2 separate regions of the Homo sapiens genome follow, and region 2 is linked to region 1. A link is a contact called in ENCODE POLR2A ChIA-PET data. All regions are on one chromosome and are shown on one strand. Each heading gives the region's core, a stretch centred on a gene start or an enhancer-like site at or near the end of the contact. The rest is flanking DNA. Distances are from core to core; before and after follow the strand shown. Region 1 overlaps NFIC (nuclear factor I C). Region 2 holds the start of RAVER1 (ribonucleoprotein, PTB binding 1).

Region 1 (3,728 bases), core at 753-3,252:
GGTAAAAGCCCAGGTCCTCCCTGTGGCCCACAAGGCCCTGCACAACCTGTCCCATCCCTGCCCTGTCCTCCCCTCCTCCCTCTCTCCCCGTCGTCCACTCCCAGCCACACAGACCTCCTCGCCGTTCCTCCAGTGCACCAGACCCAGTCCTGCCTCAGGGCCGCTGCACATTCTGTTACCTCTGTCTAAACAGCCAACTAACTGCTCGCTTGTTCTCTCCAGATCTCCCCTGGTCTCAGCTCAAATGCCCCCTTCTCAGAGAGGTCTACCCTAAACCCCTTCAGCATAAGCAGCCTCTGGCTACCCTCAATCTTTTTTTTTTTTTTTTTTTGAGACAGAGTCAGGCTCTGTCGCCCAGGCTAGAGTGCAATGGCGCAATCTCGGCTCACTGCCATCCCCGCCTCCTAGGTTCACGCCATTCTCCTGCCTCAGCCTCCCGAGTAGCTGGGACTACAGGCGCCCACCACCACACCCGGGTAATTTTTTGTACTTTTAGTAGAGATGGGGTTTCACCGTGGTAGCCAGGATGGTCTCGATCTCCTGACCCTGTGATGCACCCGCCTCGGCCTCCCAAAGTGCTGGGATTACAGGCATGAGCCACCGCGCCCAGCCTGGCTACCCTCAGTCTCAGCCCTCTGTTTTCTTTCCTTCAGAGGAAGTTAGTGATTGCCTATGGATTTGCTTAGTTGTTTAGTGACTGCACGGGTGTCTGCTCATCTCCCCAGTGGAATGTCACCTCCTCCAGGGCAGAGGCTTTGTCTGTCTACATCTCTGTTGTGCCCTCAGGGCTTAGAATGGGGCCTGATGCAGAGTGGGTGCTCAATAAATACTTGTAGAAAGAAAAGAAGGAGAGAGGGAGGGATGAAGCAGAGAGAAGAAGACAAGAGAGGATATATGGGGAGAGGAAGGAGGAGAGATGAAAAAGAAGGAAGGGGCCAAGTGCGGTGGCTCACGCCTGTAATCCCAGCACTTTGGGAGGCCAAGGCAGGTGGATCACCTGAGGTCAGGAGTTCGAGACCAGCCTGACCAACATGGTGAAACCGTCTCTACTAAAAATACAAAAATTAGTCGGGCATGTTGGCACACACCTATAATCCCAGCTAGTCGGGAGGCTGAGGCAGGAGAATCGCTTGAACCCAGGAGGCAGAGGTTGTGGTGAGCCGAGATTGTGCACCCTGGGCGACACAGCGAGACTCTGTCAAAAAAAAAAAAAAAAAAGAAGAAGAAGAAAGAAGGAAAGAAAGAAAGAAAAGAAAGAGAGAGAGAAAAAGAAGGGCCGGGTGCGGGGGCTTACGCCTGTAATCCCAGCACTTTGGGGGACTGAGGTGGGTGGATCACCTGAGGTCAGGAGTTTGAGACTAGCCTGATCAACATGGAGAAACCCTGTCTCTACTGAATATACAAAAATTAGCCAGGCGTGGAGGCACATGCCTGTAATCCCAGCTACCCGAGAGGCTGAGGCAGGAGAATTGCTTGAACCCGGGAGACAGAGGTTGCAGTGAGCTGAGATCGCGCCATTGCACTCTAGCCTGGGCAACAAGAGTAAAAACTCCGTCTCAAAAAAAAAAAAAAGAAAAGAAAAGAAAAAGAAGGAAGGGGCCAGGGCGCAGTGGCTTACACCTGTAATCCCAGTACTTTGGGAGGCCGAGTCAGGTGGATGACCTGAGGTCAGGAGTTCAAGACCAGCCTGGCCAACATGGCGAAACCCCATCTGTACTAGGAGGACACGGGAGGCTGACGCAGGAGAATTGCTTGAACCCAGGAGGAGGCGGAGGTTGCAGTGAGCCGAGATCACGCCACTGCACTCCAGCCTGGGGGATAGAGTGAGACTGTCTCAAAAAAAAAAAAGGAAAGGAAAAGAAGGAAGGAAGAGAAAGCGAGTGGGTGAGGCGTCCTTCTTGGAAGGACCGGAACAGGCATGCACAGGGAGGCTGGAAGGTTCTCGGAGGTTCACAGGCCTGAGGCCACTCCTCACTGGCCCCCGGTGACTCCTCCGTCTGTGACCCGGGTCCTCCGCGGCCTCCTGTGATCCCCAGACGCCTCTCTCCAAGCCAGATGTTGGAGGGAGGTGGGGGCAGCGGCGCTTGGCCTGGTCCCCTGGGGAGCTTGGGCGTCTGGTAGAGGAAATCACGTCCTCCCAGCTCGCCAGGGAGTCCCCCAGAGATGGAGCTGAGCAGGCGCTGCACAAACAGGAAACCCCGGTCGGGGGAGGCGGAGGGGGCGTGCTGACACCAGCTGGCCAGCTGGGTCAGCAGGAAACGGCTCTGGCCACTTCTCCTGGACACTCGGGGGCCACCGCTCTGTCCTCTTCAGAATGCGTGGCCCTGAACCTCCCAGCGCGGGGCAGGGTTGGTTCATTGCCTTCACTCAGCAAATGACTGTAACAGGGGGCCGGGTGCGGTGGCTCACGCCTGCAATCCCAGCACTTTGGGAGGCTGAAGCGGGAGGATCGCTTGAGCCCAGGAGTTCAAGACCAGCCTGGGTAATATAGCAAGACCCTATCTCTACCCAAAAAAAAAATATACACACACACACACACACACACACACACACACACACACTAGCCCCAGGAGTTCAAGACCAGCCTGGGTAATATAGCAAGACCCTATCTCTACCCCAAAAAAAAAAAAAAAAATATATACACACACACACACACACACACACACACACACACACACACACTAGCCAAACACGGAGGTGCATGCCTGTAATCCCAGCTACTTGGGAGGCTGAGGTGGGAGGATCGCCTGAGCCCAGGAGTTTGAGACCAGCCTGGGTAACATAGCAAGACCCTATCTCTACAAAAAGTAATAATAATAATACAAAAATTAGCCAAGGGTGGTGATGCGTGCCTGTAGTCCCAGCTACTTGGGAGGCTGAGGCAGGAGCATCACTTCAGCCCAGGAGTTCGAGGCTGCAGTGAGCTATGATTGCACCGCTGCACTCGAGCCTGGGCAACAGAGCAAAATTCTGTCTCTAAAAAAGAAAGATTGTAACAGGGGGACTGGCGGGGGTTTGGGTCTGCAGAACTGGACACAGCCCTGAGCTCCCTGCAGTCCGTGCTGCCCCCTGGGGGCCGGGAGAGGAACTGCTCCCACCGCCACCCAAAAGCCAAGAGCCTGTCCCACCTCCAAACCTACCAGGCTCCCTGGCTCTTTCCACTCCAACCCTGCTGGCCTGCAACTTGCCAAGTGCATTTCTACCCGGAGGCCTTTGCACGGGCTGTTCCCAGTGCCGGGAACATCGTGGCCCTCAGGGAGGTGATGAAACATCATCCCCATCGGAGAAGCCAACAGTCACGGGGCGGTTGCCAGGCGCTGTTCTCGGAGCTTTGCAGATTTTAACAAGTTCCTTCCTCTTATCCAGTCTCATCTTGAGGTCTGTAAAATGCCACCATCTCGGTCAGGCTTTCTCTGAGCCCTGGGTGTAAAATAGCCTCCCTCCCCACCCTAGCTAGTTCCCCACCAGCCGCCTGCCTTACCACAGGCTGATGCACCTCGCATTTGACTTAATGAGCTTTTAATTTGTAGTAAAATGTGCATGATGTACAATGCATCATTTTAGCCATTTTTAAGTGTCCAAGTCAAAGTGCACTAAGTACATTCACCTCTATCTAATTCCAGAACCTTTCTTTTTTTTTTTTTTTACCCCCAGGCTGGAGTGCAGTGGCGCAATCTCGGCTCACTGCAACCTCCACCTTCCTGGTTCAAGCAATTCTCATGGCTCAG
Region 2 (3,728 bases), core at 1,229-3,728, 6.9 Mb after region 1:
AACAACAATAACAACAAGGCCGGGCGCGGTGGCTCACGCCTGTAATCCCAGCACTTTGGGAGGCCGAGGCGGGTGGATCACGAGGTCAGGAGATCGAGACCATCCTGGCTAACAAGGTGAAACCCCGTCTCTACTAAAAATACAAAAAAATTAGCCGGGCGCGGTGGCAGGCGCCTGTATTCCCAGCTACTCGGGAGGCTGAGGCAGGAGAATGGCGTGAACCCGGGAAGCAGAGCTTGCAGTGAGCCGAGATTGCGCCACTGCAGTCCGCAGTCCAGCCTGGGCGACAGAGCGAGACTCCGTCTCAAAAAAAAAAAAAAAAAAAAAAAAAAATAACAACAACAAAAAAAAAAAAAAAAAAAGAGGCCGGGCTCACGCCTGTAATTCCAGCACTTTGGAGGCTGAGGCAGGCGGGTCACAAGATCAAGAGATCGAGACCATCCTGGCCAGGAAGGTGAAACCCCATCTCTACTAAAAATACAAAAATCAGCTGGCTGTGGTGGCGTGCACCTGTAGTCCTAGCTACTCGGGAGACTGAGGCAAGACAATTGCTTGAACCCGAGGGGTGAAGGTTGCAGTGAGCAGACATCAAGCCACTGCACTCTAGCCTGGCGACAGAGTGAGACTCCGTCTCAAAAAAAAAAAAAAAAAAAAAAAGAGTATGCCTTTAGGGAAGCCATTTAACCTGCATGAACCTCCTTTTGCAAGATTCACTGTTTCCAACAACTCTGTAAGTGAAGTATTAACAAACTCATGTTGTATATGAGAAAACTTAGGCTAGGAGAAGTGAAGAGATCTGCTGGAGGCCATGCAGTTGGGCAGCGCAGCCACCCATGGGTACCTGACTGGGGAGCCCACCTTCTAGTAAGCCCCACGTTGTGTGGGTTCACATGCCTCCCAATTTCCTCCTGCTGATAAAGCTGCCCTCTTCCAAGCCAGCTCATTTATTTTTCTTTTTTTTAGAGATAGTGTCTTGTTCTGTCACCTAGGCTAGAGTGTAGTAGCACAATCATAGCTCACTGCAGCCTCAACCTCCTAGGCTCAAGTGATCCTCCCACCTCAGCCTCCTGCGTAGCTGGGACTACAGGCACGCACCACCATGCCTGGCTAATTTTTAAAAATTTTTTGTAGAGATGAGGGTTTCACTATACCGCCCAGGCTAGTCTCGAACCCTTGGGCTCAATACAGCCTCTTGCCTCAGCCTCTCAAAGTGCTGGGATTAAAGGGATGAGCCACCATGCCCAGCCTCTCAAGCCAGCTTTGAAGGCAAAGTGCTGGCGCCTGCTGGGACCAGACACACTGTGCATCTTGCAGGAGAGACAATGTGTTCCCAGCTGAGAGACTGCAGACACTGAGAGGAAGACCCAGAAAGAAACCTGACCATCCTTAATGATCCCTGTCCCGATCTGTCCCCAAATTCAGCCCCTCCCAACATCCCTGGGGTTCCACTAGCCACGTGCCCACCCGGTGTGCTGGTGGGCCGGAGAGCAGGGAATCTCAGCAGCAGGAAGCGAGAACCTATTTCACCGCCATAGGGCAGGGCAGTATAGATGCCATTTCCCTGGGTCCAAAGAGCATTGGGAAGCGCTGCCCCATGCTGGCCCCATGAGAAGGGCACTCCTAGCAGGAAGATTAGCCACGAGGGGCTCCATAGAACACAGGCCTCGCTTCCTTCCTGTAGGTCTGTAGGCTGGTGGCAGAAGACCCCATTTTCCCAAATTAATCCTGAGGTTTTGGGGGCTGAGACCCAGGGGCTGCTGTTAACTTCCGGATTTATCTCTGAGAGCAGTGAATAAACGCGTGATATGGAGGGGCGTACTCTCCGCAGTCCTGAAACTTCTGGATGTGAGGTCCCGCCACCCTGTGGTAGAGTGGGTGGAGAAAAGCATCATCCAAGCAGGGGGCAACTGGTGGTCCAATGTACCAGCCCATTCACAATTCCCCAACAGGACCAAAGCTGTCCGCCCCCTTCCATTCCCCGCCCGCTTCCATCACTTGGTGTCGCCCAAGCCTGTGGTCGCCCCTAGCAACGCCCTCCCTCACTTCGCAGTCGGTTTCCCCTTTCATCATCGCCCCCCCACGTCCCGCTCTTGGTCTCTCCCGATCCCGCGTGGATCCGGTGCTTGGGCGCCCCCGCCAACGACCCCCGCGCACCTCAGCGTTGGTGTCGCCCGGTTCCCCCCGCGCACGCGCACCGTGGTATTTCCCGCCACGCTCCTACACCGCCCCCCCCAATACCTGGTTGGTCACGTCCCCCGGGAGGCCCCGGATCAGTATCTTGCGGCGGTTACGGAACTGGCGCTCGGTGTGTTCCAGGCGTTTCCGGATCTCTTCTGGATCTAGAGGCGGCAGCTCTTCTTCCGGCGCCCGGCGCTCCGCGGCATCGCCGGCTTCGACTTCGGCCCCAGACTTAGGGCTCAGCGGGGGCCGGTGAGTAACGGACACGTCCGCCGCCATCTTGGGAAACCCGGCGCCTTCTGGGACCAGCGAGCCGGGGCGGAGCGGCATAGAGCGGCAACGAGGGCGCGCCCGTCGATTGGCTGGGAGAAACCCCACCTCCTTCCCGCCCCCCTTGCCCCGTTGGCTAAGCCCCAGCCCACCTCTCAAGAGTTCAAGCTGCGTCTGCGCGCCACAGGCCCCGCCCCCTTCCGTCGCAGCGACGCTACTCAGTGGATGTGCACCTGGGTGGGAGAGACTTGCAGCGCGGGTGGAATCAAACCACAGATTAGGGAGTTTGAAGGCTTTATTGGTGCGGAATCTGAGGGCACAGCCAAGCCCCCGCCAACTTTGATCCCGGATCCCAGCGTCACTCAGCTCTGGACGGTTCTTCCCCCATTGCTTCTGTCGGCTGCATAGACGTGAGGGGCAGATAGGTGCTCTCCTCCCTAACATGGTAACTGCCGCTCCGTTGGTGCTCCCTGAAGACGTACATTAAGGCCAGTACGATAGTCACCACGCCCAGGGTCAGTAACACCGCCACGAAGACGGGGACAAAGTGGGAGCTCCCAGCTGTGCAGAGAAAGCGCTAAGTCAATATGCGTCCCTTCTGTCTCCAACCCCCCCGCCCCCCGGCTTACCGGTCCAGACCCGCAGCCCCGTGTTAGCTCACCCTCAATGTCCATCACCACGACCAGGGTGTATTTGCCTCGTGAGCTGGACGCTTGGCACTGATAAGTACCATTATGTGTTACGTTGACGAAGAACGGGATCCCCACCGGCACCTCCCGGCTGGAGCCTTCCTTCAAACACCGCAGCTCGGGGTACGGGTTGCCCCTGGCTTGGCACTGCAGGACGTGTCTCGTTTTATCTTTCCATTTCAAGTGCTGGGGGCATGTGGCTCGGTCAATTTTGGGACCATCTGTGGAACCACCATGTGTGATCAGACACCCAACACACCCGAGGCACAGTGGTGCAGAGGAGCGTCTAATCTTTCCAGGGCAGGGGTGGAGGGATTAAAGGTCAGGGTGACCGACTCACACAGGACTCGCAGCTGGACGCTACTGTTCCTGTGCAAGAACTCGCCGTCCACCTCGAGAGTGGCACTGCAGAAGAAGCTGCGTCCGTCGTCACTCTCGGTAGCATTTAGCTGAAGTTGAGCTGGCTGCCCCGGGGCCGCGGCCGGAACTCCGTCCAGCGTGACCTGGACTCGAGCCCCAGCCATGCAACTCACGGTCACTGTGGACCCCTCATGGGCGGTGGGCTCGCTGAGGTTCACAATGGGTCCTAGG

Evidence for each region. ChIA-PET counts read pairs that join two places held with the same protein, here RNA polymerase II (POLR2A).
Region 2: POLR2A ChIA-PET joins it to region 1 with 11 read pairs in HEK293T. The contact joins the promoter of RAVER1 here to the enhancer-like site in region 1. POLR2A ChIA-PET finds 5 or more read pairs at or near these places in 2 of 52 experiments (AG04449 and HEK293T).

What each region holds. Positions count from the first base shown.
Region 1 is chr19:3,426,614-3,430,341 of GRCh38, forward strand. The region is part of intron 3 of NFIC (nuclear factor I C); the gene reads left to right. Among named protein-coding and RNA genes, the nearest start is that of SMIM24, 52 kb to the right of the region's middle. Within about 2 kb of position 2,003, at least 31 of the 41 ENCODE cell types and tissues checked have a DNase peak (open chromatin) inside an H3K27ac peak, as active enhancers do.
Region 2 is chr19:10,331,051-10,334,778 of GRCh38, forward strand. RAVER1 (ribonucleoprotein, PTB binding 1) reads right to left here and starts at 2,479. Exons shown (of 13, transcript NM_133452.3): 1 at 2,239-2,479. The coding sequence starts at 2,457. ICAM3 (intercellular adhesion molecule 3) reads right to left here. Exons shown (of 7, transcript NM_002162.5): 5 at 3,478-3,728; 6 at 3,110-3,358; 7 at 2,726-3,009. The coding sequence ends at 2,807. RefSeq lists enhancers at 956-1,872, 1,873-2,789, 2,280-2,499, 2,740-2,879, 3,504-3,728 and a silencer at 1,884-2,107.